2 separate regions of the Homo sapiens genome follow, and region 1 is linked to region 2. Evidence: read pairs that join two places in POLR2A ChIA-PET (ENCODE). Cell type or tissue: A673. All regions are shown on one strand.

Evidence for each region. Peaks named below come from ENCODE experiments on the same cell type or tissue, not always from the same donor. Only the 100,000 strongest peaks of a DNase experiment are listed, where the experiment ranks them.
Region 1: POLR2A ChIA-PET joins it to region 2 with 21 read pairs; 2 of 35 experiments call an interaction of 5 or more read pairs at or near these places.

What each region holds. Positions count from the first base shown.
Region 1 is chr15:42,324,538-42,332,537 of GRCh38, forward strand. It overlaps GANC (glucosidase alpha, neutral C), which reads left to right. Exons shown (of 24, transcript NM_198141.3): 12 at 1,761-1,887; 13 at 2,826-2,905; 14 at 4,769-4,912; 15 at 6,039-6,135. Among named protein-coding and RNA genes, the nearest start is that of CAPN3, 31 kb to the right of the region's middle. In A673, no CTCF peak of the experiment used is centred here; no DNase peak of the experiment used is centred here.
Region 2 is chr15:41,692,303-41,700,302 of GRCh38, forward strand. It overlaps MGA (MAX dimerization protein MGA), which reads left to right. Exons shown (of 24, transcript NM_001400225.1): 3 at 3,773-4,721; 4 at 6,561-6,639; 5 at 6,762-6,857. Among named protein-coding and RNA genes, the nearest start is that of MIR626, 4.7 kb to the left of the region's middle. In A673, a CTCF peak has its summit at 3,907 (motif pointing right); DNase peaks (open chromatin) are centred at 3,579 and 3,889; H3K4me3 peaks cover 1,055 bases; H3K27ac peaks cover 2,014 bases.

The DNA of each region.
Region 1 (8,000 bases), 630 kb after region 2:
CTTGGGTTGCAACTCCATTGACAGACGAATATGTAAACAAAATGTGGTATATACGTACAACAGAATATTATTCAGCCTTTAAAACGAAGGAAATTCTAATAGATACTACAGCATGGATGAACCTTGAGGATAAATGCTAAGTGAAATAAGCCAGTTACAAAAAGACAAATACCGTGTGATTCCACTAATTTGAAGTAATTGGAGTAGTCATATTCATAGAGACAGAAAGTATTATAGAATGGTAGTTGCTGGAGCTAGGAGGAGGGAATGAGAAATCATCATTTAATGAGTATAAAGGTTTAGTTTTGCAACATGAGAGAGTTCTGGAGATTGACTACACAACATTATGACTGTACATACTTAACAGTACTAAACTGCACACTTAAAAATGGTTAAGATAGTAAATTTTATGTTATGTGTATTTTACCACAATTTAAAAATTAAGGCTGGGTGCGGTGGCTCACACCTGTAATCCCAGCACTTTGGGAGGCCGAGGTGAGCAGATCACCTGAGGTCAGGAGTTCGAGATCAGCCTGGCCAACATAATGAAACCCTATCTCTATTAAAAATACAAAAAAAAAAAAAATTAGTCCAGCATGGTGGCGGGCACCTGTAATCCCAGCTACTTGGGAGGCTGAGGCAGGAGAATCGCTGGAACCCAGGAGGCGGAGGTTGCAATGAGCCGAGATCGTGCCACTGCACTCCAGCCTGGGCGACAGAGCGAGACTCTGTCTCAAAAAACAAACAAAAAAAAAAATTTAAGAAAATGTTTGAGCAATGAAGAATTAAACTTTAATATTCAGGACTGATTAGAATAGAGATGAGGAAGGAGGATTAGATGGTGTTCTGGCCAAATAAAGTGTTATTGAGGCCCTAGACTGGTGGAAGTGATGGTATTGTAAAGTCACAGAGAGATGCTAGAGACACAGCGCTGTGGCTTACAACTTTTCTCAAATCTCCTTCCTAATATGCCTGCACCACTGGGCTTGGGGACTTTGTTTTTAACATGTTATTCTCTTAGTTTCTTTAATGTTTGCTTATATCAATGTTATCTGAGCGTCTAAATGTCTAGGGAGCAGGTACCCTGCCTACTTAGTTCTGTATGTATAGTATGCAGCACTCAGCATCATGGACAGATAGACACTTAATGCTATTTAAAGAACATCTATTGGTTAGGCAGCAATAATTATAAAAGAGCATTGGCCTGGTTTTTTTGTTTTTGTTTTTTTCTTTTTTAGAGATGGGGTCTTGTTCTGTCACCCAAGCTGGATTGCAGTATCATGATCATGGCTCACTGTAGCCGCGACCTCCCCAGCTCAAACAGTCCTCCTGCCTCAGCCTCCTGAGTAGCTGGGACCACAGGTGGACACCACCACACCCAGCTAATTTTTAAATTTTTTTGTAGAGACAGTGTTCCACTATGTTGCCCAGGCTGGTCTCAAACTCCTGGCCTTAAGCAGTCCTCCCACCTTGGCCTCCCAATGTGTTGGGATTGCAGGTGTGAGCCGCTGTGCCTGGCCAGCATTGGCCCAGTTTTGGTATCAGTTGAAATTCTCATAAGCACATGAAAGGTTATAGGGTTTTACTGGTGTCTGAAATATTTATTTTTTGTTTTTGTTTTTGTTTTTTTGTCTGAAATATTTCAATACTAGTTGTAGTTGTTTGTAAAAATTGAACCCCCAAACTATGGCGAAAACATATACGTGAACATTTGTCTTACATAAAACTGATGAGACCTCCAAACCTTCATGTCCTGACAGCTTGTGGTCATCAGTGATCCCCACATCAAGATTGATCCTGACTACTCAGTATATGTGAAGGCCAAAGATCAGGGCTTCTTTGTGAAGAATCAGGAAGGGGAAGACTTTGAAGGGGTGTGTTGGCCAGGTATGAAATCACTTTATACACTTATTATTTCCACATGTTCTGTCCCAATTAATGAAGGCTGCGTGGTCATCATTCTGCTCCCTTGTAGATGTCTCTTGCTCCTCTAGCTACATTTTAAGCATATAATTTAATGAAGAGATAGGTTTGCCTTCTTTTGTATCTTTTATAATACCTGGTACTATATGCTTTGTATGTATTTATCAATCAATAATTGAATGAATGAAAAATAAACAAGCAAACCTCAGTGGCATGCTGTTTCTCCAAGCAAACAGAGATAAAAAGTCGGGGAATAAGAAAAGCAGAGGAGGAGAAAGAAAAAAAGTGGGTCCTGCAAGCTCTCTCCTTGTGATTGCTCTTCACCCTTTTAGCCCATAGTTTTGACTTCCCAGGCTTTCATGAGTCACCTCAGCCACCCTGATGACTATGGATTCTTCATTTCAAAAGTTATTAAAAGTTATTAATTTAAAGCCTTGGTAGAAACTCCCCAAGGACAAAAGGAAAATACGTTGTTTAGAAATAAAGAGTCAGCACTATCTATCATAAATCCATGCACTGTAGAGAAACCCCGTGCCTTTCTTTTTTTCCCTTTACATCCCTTGAACACAATTCCCTGTTCTCTTTAAGAACCAAGAGATCACTGCAGGATATTTGCCATCCTTCCTTGGGCTATATTAGGCCATCAGTGAGGGACAGGCTCTATCATGATACTTGTGCATTGGCATTCCCCTGGGCTTCTGGTATTGAAAGATCTAGTGATTGTCACTGGAGCCCAGCATTACCTTCCTTCACTTCTCAACAGACCATGCCTCTGTCAGCCAACTTTCGTGTTTATGTAAGGTGCCCATTTCCCAGCTCTCACATCTGATACCTTCTTTACAATGCATCCTACTGTGAGGACCACTGTTCTTGACAGGCTATCTACTGTTCTGCCTCCACAGGTCTCTCCTCTTACCTGGATTTCACCAATCCCAAGGTCAGAGAGTGGTATTCAAGTCTTTTTGCTTTCCCTGTTTATCAGGTTGGTTTTTATTCCTTTGTTCTTTTCTAGTTACCTGAAAGAGTGAAAGAAGTGGAAAAAGTGATTGAATAAAACTATTCTTTTTCATTGAGTAGCTTTTGATATATAATGCTTTTATTAAAAGGCAAGTATGGCCACCACATTACAGACTCTGGGGGTGCTGGGAGAGGTGCCATATGCATAAGCAAATGCACAAAACCTGTGATTTTGACCTCTATTATAATAGACTCTATGATATATCAAAGTACTTTATAGCAGAGGTTTATTATATTTTCAAATTGCTATATATATTTTATATAAAATTGTGTTCCATAACTGTTATTTAAATATGATGATACATGTGAAAATATCTTACAACGTATTTGTCATTAAAAGTGAAGTATGATTTTTAAATAATCTGATAAGAACCACAGAGGAAACTGGAGAGGCCACATCTGGAGAACTGTTTTCAACCAATTATGATGATATTAATGATGGCAGTGTTGATGATGATGATACCTAATGCAAATGGAGTACTTGCTGTGTGCCAAGCACTGTGCTAAGGATGACTTCATGTGCATCATACCATTTGTCTTCATAATAACCCTCTGAAGTTGGAACTATAACTAAATCTAACCCCATAGAAGAGGAAATTGAGACATAGAGAAGCTTAAAAACTTGCCAAGGTCATGCATCTAGTAAGTGGTGGAACCAAAATTTGAACTCAGGTCTGTTTGTGCCCTAAGCCCAGCTTTTAACCACTAAACTGTAGTTTCTGGCATCAAGTATTAGGGCACTAATAAACAACTTAGTACAGGGATAGACAAGCGTTGGGCCAAATCTGGCCATGCCTATTCATTTCCCTATTTGTGGCTGCTTTTGTACTACTATGGCAGAGTTGAATAATTGAAAAAGAGACCTCATGGCCTGCAAAGTTGAAAATATTTACTATCTGGACCTTTACCAAAAATGTTTGCCAATCCCTGCTTTAGATGGTTCTAAAGGAAAGATATGGTAGTTAAATATTTGGAAATCATTTACCCCCTTATACATAGAAGAACACACATGTTTAGAAATAAAGATTCAAAAAAAAAAAAAAACAAGCCACCTCCAGGAATTTGAAAGACTTTCTTGTGGGCGAGGTGACAGATGTATTCTGTGGGGTCTCAGAAGGTAAGCTAGGTAGGCTCTGCGAGGGGAATGTTATATACAAGGAGCAGGATTTTTGAAAAATAATAGAATGAGCTGCCTGAGGGACTCCCTGTCTTTTTAGCTATTCAGTCAAACGCCAAAAGATAAGTGATTCTAGAAAAGACCAGGGATTCTACAATACCATGTTAGCTAGATGACTCAACTGTCCCTTCCCACTCTAAACTGAACAGTTCTGTGTAGGATACAAACTATAGATCATGTTAACAAACAGGTATATTGGCTGTCAAGTCTTTCAAAGTATTAGAGAGAAGGTAGAATCTTGTCATGTTCAGCTATAGTTGCCCTTAGTTAAGAGTTGTAGCATCTGATGAATGAGAAGGAGCCCAATTGTGAACATTCACAACCTTTCCCATAGGAGTCCTGCAGGGAGGTCTTGGAATGAATTTGCCAGGCAATATATATTTCACAGACAACACAGGGCAGCATTCTTTTATTCAGCAGCAAATATTTATTGAGATCTGTCTATGGGCCAGGTACTATTCTAGATGTTTGGGATTTATTAATGAACAAAACAGACAAAATGTTGTTCCCTGTGGAACTTATACTCTAGCAGTGGAGCAGAGGACAGAGCATAGATAATAAACATAATTTTTAAAATGAGGTAGCAATGGTGACAGCTATTATATAGACATCATCAATGTAGGAGTGTCATGACCAAGGTTTACTTCCTAGGGATCTACGGACATCCTCTTCCTTTGGAATGACATGAATGAGCCTTCTGTCTTTAGAGGGCCAGAGCAAACCATGCAGAAGAATGCCATTCATCATGGCAATTGGGAGCACAGAGAGCTCCACAACATCTACGGTTTTTATCATGTAAGACATCCAAAAAGAATTAAACTGGGCTTGTGTGACCCACCTTTTGGCTGAAGGTCATTTGCTTTGTGATATAATGGCTATTCTCTACTGTTCATTTCTCTTTGTGTGTCTTTTCTGACAACTGCAATGAGTCTTAGGTAGTAGCCAATACAAGACTTTTTATTATTTCTCCCTTTGCTTCTTTTCTTTTCATGATGAACTTGATGAACTTTTAAATATTATGAAATTAATTATAACATAAAGCTTCTGCCTTGATAGGAGCCATTAATAAGTGGCACTCACTGGCCACTACCTCAAACTTTTATTGATGCAAGCAGTATATAAATATGTGAATGAAGGTAATTAAAACAAGTGTTTTAAGATTTCACAGATATCTAAATACAGCAAATCTTATATTCACACTGGAGGAGCAATATTTAGAACACAGACACACAGCTTCAATAAGTATATTTTAAAAATGTAAAGCCTTCCTTAAGTACTTAGCTTCCTCAATAAAGGTGGTAAAATTATCTTTCATTTGCCAACTACATCCAAAAGACGTGGCAGACACTTGACCTCATGTATACCCATGGTTCTTTGTTATTTTCAAATTGTGACTGTATTCCTGTGGCCCTCTTACCTATTGGTATTTTCCAATGGGATCTTTTGGCTAAATATAAGCATAGTTTTCAGATTGTGTGTGTTTGCCTCTTTAACAGCCTGTTGCAGTAACTGTAGACTGCTTTAGTTAGTGAGCTGTCTTATATAGGTCAGGACCAGTCATTTAACCTCTCTGAAGCTCAGTTTTTCGTACCAATGAAAACTGTCTGTCTCAGAGGTTGTTACGGAGATTATATGAGAAAATTATATTAAATGCCTAGCAATAGTAAGCACCAAAGAAATGCTAGATGATTGTTTATTATTATTTCATTGCTATTGTTAACCAAAGAAAATTTTCCATTCTTTTAATAGGGGAATTTAGAGTAATTTCATTATACCATGAAAATTATTTGATGGATTTATTTTAATATTTTCCATTTCATGCTCCTGCCTACTGTTTGCTTTTTGTATGTTAGATAGCTTATTGGGGATGTCTGTACAAATCCAATCATCTCTTTGAAATTTTTCTTGTTTGGTGATATAGCAAATGGCTACTGCAGAAGGACTGATAAAACGATCTAAAGGGAAGGAGAGACCCTTTGTTCTTACACGTTCTTTCTTTGCTGGATCACAAAAGTATGGTAAGGAATGGCTCATATCAGACTTAAAAACACATTAGCAACTTTTTTTTTAACCATTTATAGAATGTGATGTTACTGTGCTGATGCCTTCCTTTTCCTTTTTTTTTTTTTTTTTTTTTTCATTTGTTTGTTTGAAACAGAGTCTCGCTTTGTCACCCAGGCTGGAGTGCAGTGGCACAGTCATGACTCACTGCAGCATTGACCACCTGGGCTCAAGCAATCCTCCCACCGAAGCCTCATGAGTAGCTGGGATTACGGGTGCACACCACCACACCCAGCTAATTTATATATGTATATGTATTTTTTGGTAGAGACAGGGTTTCACCATGTTGCCCAGGCTAGTCTCGAACTCCTGGACTCAAGCGATCTGCCCACCTTGGCCTCCCAAAGTGTTGTGATTACAGGTGTGAACCACCACACTCAGCTGATGCCTTCCTTTTCAATAGCCATTGGTCAGGCCTTTGATTGTAGACAGTGGTATGCCCTAAAGTGTGGATTTTGTCCTATAAGACAGAATAAACAAATTTTAGTCATTTGATACTTGTTTCTCACTGAAGAAATGGCCACTTCGTTGTTGGGAGAGTAACTTCTAAGTATTCAGTTTGCTGGGATAGTCATCTTTGGTCCTGTCTCTTTGATTTATCAAAGCCAGGGAGATACACCTCTAACACATTCCATTAACCAACTGTTCCACTTAGAAATGTGGCTTAAAATAGACCTGGCTGTTGCGTGTGGTCAGGGTCATCTATAACTGGATGCAGTTTACCAGCTAATGCAGATCTGGTTCAACTTAACAACCCTGTGGCAGGAAGGCTATTTTAAGTCCCCTGGCCTTGCATAAGCAACGGAGAGCTTAGATCCTAGTTTAAAGAATCCAGCCCTTACTATCCTGTGGACATTATTAAGCCTCCCACTCCACCCCTGAAAACCTGGCCCTGTGGCATTCTGGAAAGGGCCAAAATATTACAATCTCAGGCAAAGATTCATGTACAGAGGTATTCAACACAGTGGTAGTCCTTGAAACAAAAGTAAGAAAGAAAATCTAAATACATAACAATAAGGGAATAGTTATAAAAGTATGGTATAGCAACATGATAGATTATCGTGAGGCTATTTATGTTTAAAAAATTTTTTTTCTTTTTTTAATTTTCATAAGGCTATTTTAAATGGTAGATTTAATTGCATGAAAAAATGTTTTTGATATGATAAATAAAAAAAGGAACACCTAAGTGTTTATAATATTAACCTAATTTTGTATTGATATGTATTAGATGTACATATTTTCAGGATATGTGTGATAATTTGATATGTTCATATAATCAAATCAGAGTAATTGGGATATCTATCACCTTAAATATGTATCTTTTCTTTATACTAGGAACGTTTAAATTATTCTCTTTTAGCTTTTTTAAAATGCACACAATCAAGGCTAACTATAGTCACCTTACTGATCTATCAAACATCAAGTCTTATTTCTTATTATCTCAATTTTATAAAAGATTAATGGAAGATAGTAATTTAAATAAATAAGTGGGTAGATAGGCAGACAGTTAAATATAAGAAAATGTAATACCTTGGTGATTTTGAGTGATTTTCATTTTTTTCTTTTATCTAACTTTATTTTACAAATTGTCTACAAGTATCATTTTTAATCACAAAAAAAAGTATTTTTAATGAAAACATTTACCAGCAACAGTTAAAAAAAGATAACAGAAGATTTAAATATTAGGTTATTGTTGATCTCTTATGTTGGTCCATTGCTTAGCCTGCAGTACTCTGTGTGAAGCTATCAGCTTTGCTTCACTGTGTAGCAAGACATTACAGGAAACACTACTTTGTTAAGTCATATGCGATGATCAATAGCC
Region 2 (8,000 bases):
GCACTGCTGTTTGTTCTGCAGAAGTCCTCTGGAGGGGGTGGTAATTGGACAGCAGTGAGGACTAGTTTCCTATTTGGGGTCCTCGAGATTCTGCCCATGCTCGGGCATTAAAAGTTGGTTTCTCTGTGTTTTTGCAAAGATCCTTTGCCTATAGTTGCTTTTTTCTCTCCTTACTGTATCTTCACACAGTGCAAATGCTGCTTAGGGTTGAAAGCAGTAGCTATCTCCGGTCACCTAGAGAAGGCTGATCTTCTTCTGTAATTCACTTCATTTAGGCTTATTTATGTCTAGAGGTCTTCAGTATCTTGTAAGAAAAATAATTTAGTGTTTTCTCATGGTTATGGCAAAAGTGATGATATTTTGTGATCTTCCACATTCTAACTGGAGGTGGAAATCTTCCATTGGAGGATTTCCTTTTTCTTTTTTTGAGACGGAGTCTCACTCTGTCACCCAGGCTGGAGTGCAGTGGTGCGATCTTGGCTCACTGCAACCTCTGCCTCCTGGTTTCAAGCGATTTTCCAGCCTCAGCCTCCCGAGTAGCTGGGATTACAGGTGTGTGCCACTGCATCCAGCTAATGTTTTGTATTTTTAGTAGAGACGGGGTTTTACCATGTTGAACTCCTGACCTCAGGTAGTCCACCTGCATCAGCCTCCCAAAGTGCTAGGATTATAGGCGTGAGCCACTGCGCCCAGCCAATTTTTTAAAAAATATTTTAGTACAGATGAGGTTTCACCATGTTGCCCCCAGAGTGGTCTCAAACTCCTGAGCTCAGGCAGTCTGCCTGCCTCGGCCTCCCAAAGTGTTAGGATTACAGGCACGAGCCACCACACCCGGCTTCTATTGGAGGATTTTCTTTTTTTTATTATTATTATACTTGAAGTTTTAGGGTACATGTGCACAATGTGCAGGTTAGTTACATATGTATACATGTGCCATGCTGGTGCACTGCACCCACTAACTCGTCATCTAGCATTAGGTATATCTCCCAATGCTATCCCTCCCCCCTCCCCCCACCCCACAACAGTCCCCAAAGTGTGATGTTCCCCTTTCTGTGTCCATGCGTTCTCATTGTTCAATTCCCACCTATGAGTGAGAATATGCGGTGTTTGGTTTTTCGTTCTTGTGATAGTTTACTGAGAATGATGATGGAGGATTTTCAAGTAAGGTTAAAATCTTAAGTAGAAATTGTGCAAGGAACAAGTAACTACACATTCATGTAATGGTTGCTTGTGCCTATTTTAAGTTTTATAAAGTTTTATGAAGACACTGGGTTAGCAAGTAGTGAAAAAAATAGTACTTCATTAATGATGGCTTGGTGTTGAAAATGTATTTTATTGGACTGAGACACTAATGTAATATTTTCTGTGTGATTGGATCCTATGGAGTATACTGCAGGTTATTGTTTAAGATGAGGCTGAAATGGCTGAGGATAAATTATATTGGGCTTAGAAAAGCATCCCAGATATTTATACTTTTTTCTTTAGTTTCAGAAGCCTTTGAAATGCTTTTGGACAGGCAAGTAACGTCAATATAGTTCAATATTTTAGGAAGATAAATTCAGTAATAAAAGTAATGGATGTGAAAGTGTCTCGATTATTGGGGATATTTAATTTTATTGCCTTTTCTTGTGATTTTGCCCCTCAAATCACTGCCTTGCAGTGATTTCTGCAAGAAATCTAAGAAAATATTTCTTAGATTTTAAGAAATATTCTGGGGGGAAAAAACTGTTTAGTGTAACTTTTCTAGTTCTAAGTGGAGGAGGGTCAGTCTGCTCTGAGCTATTTCACACTATTAATGGAAACCTACCTACCTAACTTTTTAAAAAGTGACTGGGCCGGGCGTGGTGGCTCACACCTGTAATCCCAACACTTTGGGAGGCTGAGGTGGGCGGATCACGAGGTTAGGAGTTCGAGACCAGCCTGGCCAACATGGTAAAACCCTATCTCTACTAAAAATACAAAAATTAGCCGGGCGTGTTGGTGCATGCCTATAATCACAGCTGTTCGGGAGGCCAAGGCAGGAGAATTGTTTGAACCTTGGAGGTGGAGGTTGCCACTGTACTCCAGCCTGGGTGACAGAGCAAGACCCCATCTCAGGGAAAAAAAAAGTGACTGATCAGAAGAAAATATTTTAGTTGTGTAAATGCTGTTTTCTTATTTTTGAAATTTTAAATTTTTTGTTTATTTATTTTAGAGGAGGCATCCTGCTCTGTTGCCCAGGCTTTTTTTCTTTTTTTTTTTTGAGACGGAGTCTTGCTCAGTTGCCCAGGCTGGAGTGCAGTGGCACGATCTCGGCTCACTGCAAGCTCCGCCTCCCAGGTTCACACCATTCTCCTGCCTCAGCCTCCCGAGTAGCTGGGACTACAGGCGCCCGCCACCACGCCCAGCTGATTTTTTGTATTTTTAGCACCGTGTTAGCCAGGATGGTCTTGATCTCCTGACCTCGTGATCCACCTGCCTCGGCCTCCCAAAGCACTGGGATTACAGGCGTGAGCCACTGCGCCCGGCTCCAGGGTTTAATTCAGTGGTGCAATTGTAGCTCACTGCAGCCTCGAACTCCTGGGCACAAGCAGTCCTGGCACCTCAGTCTTCTGAATAGCTGGTACTACAGGCGTGTGCCACCATGCCTGGCTATAAATGCTGTTTTCAGTCATAGGCTTTGAACTATTTAAAAAAAAATGCCCACAATCCTTTGTTACATGTTATTTGTTAGTGAATATATATAGTGGTGTGTATAGTTTTTCTCAAAGCAGTTTTCATCCTGCTTTCCTGTGCTGCTAACGTGTTGACTTGTATGGATATTTTGAGGTGGGGGGAAATGAGAGGTGCAGTTTTAGAATTTCTGAGTCTGAGAATTTTAATTCGTCATTACTTTATGTGGAATCTTTTTTTTTTTTTTCTTTTTTGACACAGGGTCTTGCTCTGTCGCCAGGCTGGAGGCAGTGGCACAATCTCGGCTCTCTGCAACCTCCGCCTCCCGGGTTCAAGCGATTATTCTGCCTCAGCCTCTTGAGTAGCTGGGACTACTGGCATGTGCTACCACGCTGAGCTAATTTTTGTATTTTTAGTAGAGATGGGGTTTCACCATGTTGGCCAGAATGGTCTCAATCTCTTGACCTTGTGATCCGCCTGCCTCAGCCTCCCAAAGTAGTGGGATTACAGGCGTGAGCCATCGCTCCTGCCCAATTTTTTATTTCTACCATATTCTCAAGATACATTGGTACAGTTCTTAGGCTTTCAATGGATGATTGGGAGGAGGGGGAAACTAGATGTTTATGTTGTTTTTGGATGAATTATACACAATATATCTGGGTCATACGTATTTGCCTTTAACTCCCTATCTTTTATTTTGGAAGAATTAGTGGTGAATTCTTTATATTGAAAGTGAGTTTTTCAATTTTAAAGTTGGAAAATCATCTGGCAACATCATGACTATACTAAAAACCAATGAATTGTATACTCTAAAATTGCTGCAATATTATGTTTTATGTTATGTGAATTTAATCTCAAAACATACAGGAAAATATCAGCTGGCAGTTTAATGGCCCTTTCCGGTTTGTGTTGCAATTCTTAGTTGTGATGGATGTGTGTTCGCTTTACAGGGTTGTTAATCACCGTGTGGATTTTTAGAGTTTTTGAGTGTTTTTGAGGAATGGCTCAGGAAATCTGATGTGTTACTTGGATTCCTAACATCTTTTTTTTTTTTTCTCTTCAAGTCTTGTTAATGGATCATTTTGTACTTTTAAAATCCCTTTCTCCTCTCTCTCTCCAGTCTTATTGCCAGCAGTTTTGAAGATGACTCCCGTGTAGCCTCACCGTTAGACCAGAACGGAAGCTTCAATGTTGTTATTAAAGAGGAACCTCTAGATGATTATGACTACGAACTTGGTGAGTGCCCAGAAGGGGTCACTGTGAAACAGGAAGAGACAGATGAAGAGACGGATGTATACTCAAACAGTGATGATGATCCTATACTAGAGAAACAGCTAAAGAGGCACAATAAAGTTGACAACCCAGAAGCTGACCATCTATCTTCTAAATGGCTTCCAAGCAGCCCATCAGGTGTTGCTAAAGCTAAAATGTTCAAATTAGACACTGGAAAGATGCCAGTAGTCTATCTGGAGCCCTGTGCTGTCACCAGAAGCACAGTTAAGATTTCTGAACTCCCCGATAACATGCTTTCCACATCTCGAAAGGATAAATCTTCTATGTTGGCAGAATTGGAATATTTGCCTACATACATTGAAAATTCCAATGAGACTGCCTTCTGCTTAGGCAAGGAATCAGAAAATGGTCTTAGAAAACATTCACCAGATCTCAGAGTGGTACAAAAATATCCCTTACTGAAAGAGCCTCAGTGGAAATATCCTGATATATCTGACAGCATTAGCACAGAAAGAATACTCGACGATTCAAAGGATTCAGTTGGAGACTCACTTTCAGGAAAAGAGGACTTGGGCAGAAAGAGAACAACTATGCTTAAGATTGCAACAGCCGCAAAGGTAGTGAATGCTAATCAGAATGCCTCTCCAAATGTCCCTGGAAAAAGAGGAAGGCCACGAAAATTGAAACTCTGTAAGGCAGGACGACCACCTAAGAACACAGGAAAGTCTTTAATTTCTACAAAGAATACACCTGTAAGCCCTGGGAGTACCTTTCCAGATGTGAAGCCTGATCTGGAAGATGTGGATGGTGTTCTCTTTGTTTCCTTTGAATCAAAGGTAAGATTGTAATTTTCAGGATTCTTTAAGGCTAATTAGTCATACTTGAATTGTATACTGGCTTGTAAGTAACTCGATTTACAATCTAGTTTTGTGATATCTATTTGTGAGGGTGTATGGGGGGTGGAGTTGGGAGGGAAGTGTCTCCAAAATGTTTGGTTTAGTTAATAGGAATAACTTAAGATACTTCATTTGAATAGACTTAAAAAAGTATGTCTTGCTTAGATTTCAGTTTACGATTTTTGCATAGCTGTGTTTAAAAAAAGTCTTCGGGTCTTACTGGAATTTTCATCATTATGGATTTTGGAAAGGACTAAAAATACATGAAATATTTACTAACTCTTTGGTGACGCTCCATTTCTTTTACCTCCTGGTTTTCTTTTATTTTTCTTTTCTTTTTTTTTTTTTTTTGAGACAGAGTCTTGCTCTGTTGCCCAGGCTGGAGTTCAGTGGCACGATCTCAGCTCACTGCAATCTCCGTCTCCCGAGTTCAAGCCATTCTCGTGCCCCAGCCTCACGAGTAGCTGGGATTACAGGCGTGTGCCACCACACCCAGCTAATTTTTGTAATTTTGGTAGAGACGGGGTTTTGCAATGTTGGCCAGCTAATTTCTAACTTCTGGCCTCCAGCAGTCTGCCTGCTTCAGCCTCCCAAAGTGCTGGGATTACATGCATGAGCCACCGCTCCTGGCCCTGGTTTTCAGTAGTAGTAGTAGAGTACCATTGGAGAACCAAATATTAACAGTCATCTTAACTCTCCTGTCTTACACATTGAAGTCTCTGTTTATTCCACTCTGACTCTTCAACCAGATTATTTTTCTTGGAAATTTTTATAGAAGCCCAGTCTTTTTTTATTTATTTTTTGAGATGGAGTCTCGGTCTGTGGCTCATGCTGGAGTGCAGTAGCGCAATCTTGGCTCACTGCAAACTCCGCCTCCTGTGTTCTTGCCATTCCCCTGCCTCAGACTCCCGAGTAGCTGGGACTACAGGTGCTCGCCACCATGCCCGGCTAATTTTTTTTGTATTTTTAGTAGAGACGGGGTTTCACCATATTAGCCAGGATGGTCTCGATCTCCTGGCCTCGTGATCCTCCTGCCTCAGCCTCCCAAAGTGCTGGAATTACAAGCGTGAGCCACTGCCCCTGGCCTCTTTTTTTTTTTTTTTTTGAGACGGAATCTTGCTCTGTCACCAGCTGGAGTGCAGTGGCACAATCTTGGCTCACTGCAACCTCTGTTTCCCGGGTTCAAGCAGTTCCCCTGCCTCAGCCTCCCGAGTAGCTGGGACTACAGGTGTGCATCACCATGCCCAGCTATTTTTTTTATTTTAGTAGAGACAGGGTTTCACCATGTGGCCAGGATGGTCTCAATCTCCTGACCTTGTGATCCACCTGCCTCGGCCTCCCAAAGTGCTGGGATTATAGGCGTGAGCCACTGTGCCAGGCTGTCTTTCTTAATTGACTACACAGATGTTGGATATTTAATCCCTTCTACCTGTTCTTTTCCTCCCTTCTTGTTAGCTGAGTAAGCTATCTGAATATAGGCTCTGAGAAGTGAACATGCAAATTGGCGTATACTTTGAGGTCAGTTAGCTCAGTATGACATCGTATTCACATTTTTTTACTTCCCCCTTTTCCCCTTCTGATTATTAAAGTAATATTAATGTAGAACACTTAGAAAATATCAAAAAGTATGAAAAAATTGCTCCTGTTCTGCCAATGTTAGCGTAACTGTAGGCATGGAGATATTTTCCTTCTGGTCTTTAAGTTTTTTTTAATCCTGTTTTACATTTAAGTTTTCAGAAGCAATATGAACTACTATTTTTTTTTTTTTTTGATGTATAGGAAGCTCTAGACATTCATGCAGTTGATGGGACAACAGAAGAATCTTCTAGTCTCCAGGCATCAACCACAAATGACTCAGGTATTATAAAATAGTATAAAAAGAGTTGTATTTGTGGTTTGGGCTCCAGCAATGAAACATGCAACATTCATTTGTCTGTAGTGTACAGTAGCTTATTTTATTACTATTTATTTTGGGTGTAGGTTACAGAGCAAGAATTTCCCAGTTGGAAAAGGAATTGATAGAAGATTTGAAGACTTTGCGGCACAAGCAGGTGATACATCCTGGTCTTCAAGAAGGTAATAGACTAGCGACTTCTTTTTTTTTGTTTTCTTTTTTTCTTTCTTCCCTACTGTTTCTCCTCTTTTTCCTCTCTCTTTCTCATCTCTTTTTTTCTGTTTTTTCCTCTTTCTTTCTAGCCTTGATTTCATTTCTTTCAGCACGTCTTTCAGTTTGCATATTTTTCTCTTCTCTGTCTCCATAATTCTTCCCTTTAGTTTAAAAACCATGTCTAATATCTTATGTAAGAAAAAAATGTATCATGGTAAAGCAAGTGATATTTTCTTTGTTCATTCTTATAACCTGGTATTCTCCCCTTCCCGTTTCTCATCTTAATTTGGTTGCTTTTGTTTATGTGTGTGTGTGTGTGTTTGTTTGAGACGGAGTTTCGCTCTGTCGCCCAGGCGGCTGGAGTGCAGTGGTGCAATCTCTGCTCACTGCAAGCTCCGCCTCCTGGGTTCATGCCATTCTCCTGCCTCAGCCTCCCAAGTAGCTGGGACCACAGGCGCCTGCCACCGCGCCTGGCTAATTTTTTTGTATTTTTAGTAGAGACGGTTTCACCGTGTTAGCCAGGATGGTCTTGATCTCCTGACCTTGTGATCCGCCCGCCTCGGCCTCCCAATTATGTGTTTGTTTTTATAATTTTGGAGGAAGGGTCTTCCTTGTCCTTTAGTAGTATATTTAGGTGTGTAAACAGTAGAATACTTTTCTGTCTCATGTTTTGGCTGCAAACATCTATTTTATATATTTGATGTACCACTGGGAAGTTAATTTAAAATTTTCATTATCTTTTTTTTTTAAAATTTTACTTTGAGTTCTGGGATACGTGTACAGAATGTGCAGGTTACATAGTTATACATGTGCTATGGTGGTTTCCTGTACCTATCAACCTGTCATCGAGGTTTTTTTTTTTTTTTTTTTTTTTGATGCGCAGTCTCGCTCTCGCCCAGGCTGGAGTGCAGTGGCACGATCTCAGCTCACTGCAAGCTCTGCCTCCTGGGTTCACACCACTCTCCTGCCTCAGCCTCCCAAGTAGCTGGGACTACAGGCGCCTGCTACCATGCCCGGCTAATTTTTTTTGTATTTTTAGTAGAGACGGGGTTTCACTGTGTTAACCAGGATGGTCTCGATCTCCTGACCTCATGATCTGCCCGCCTCGGCCT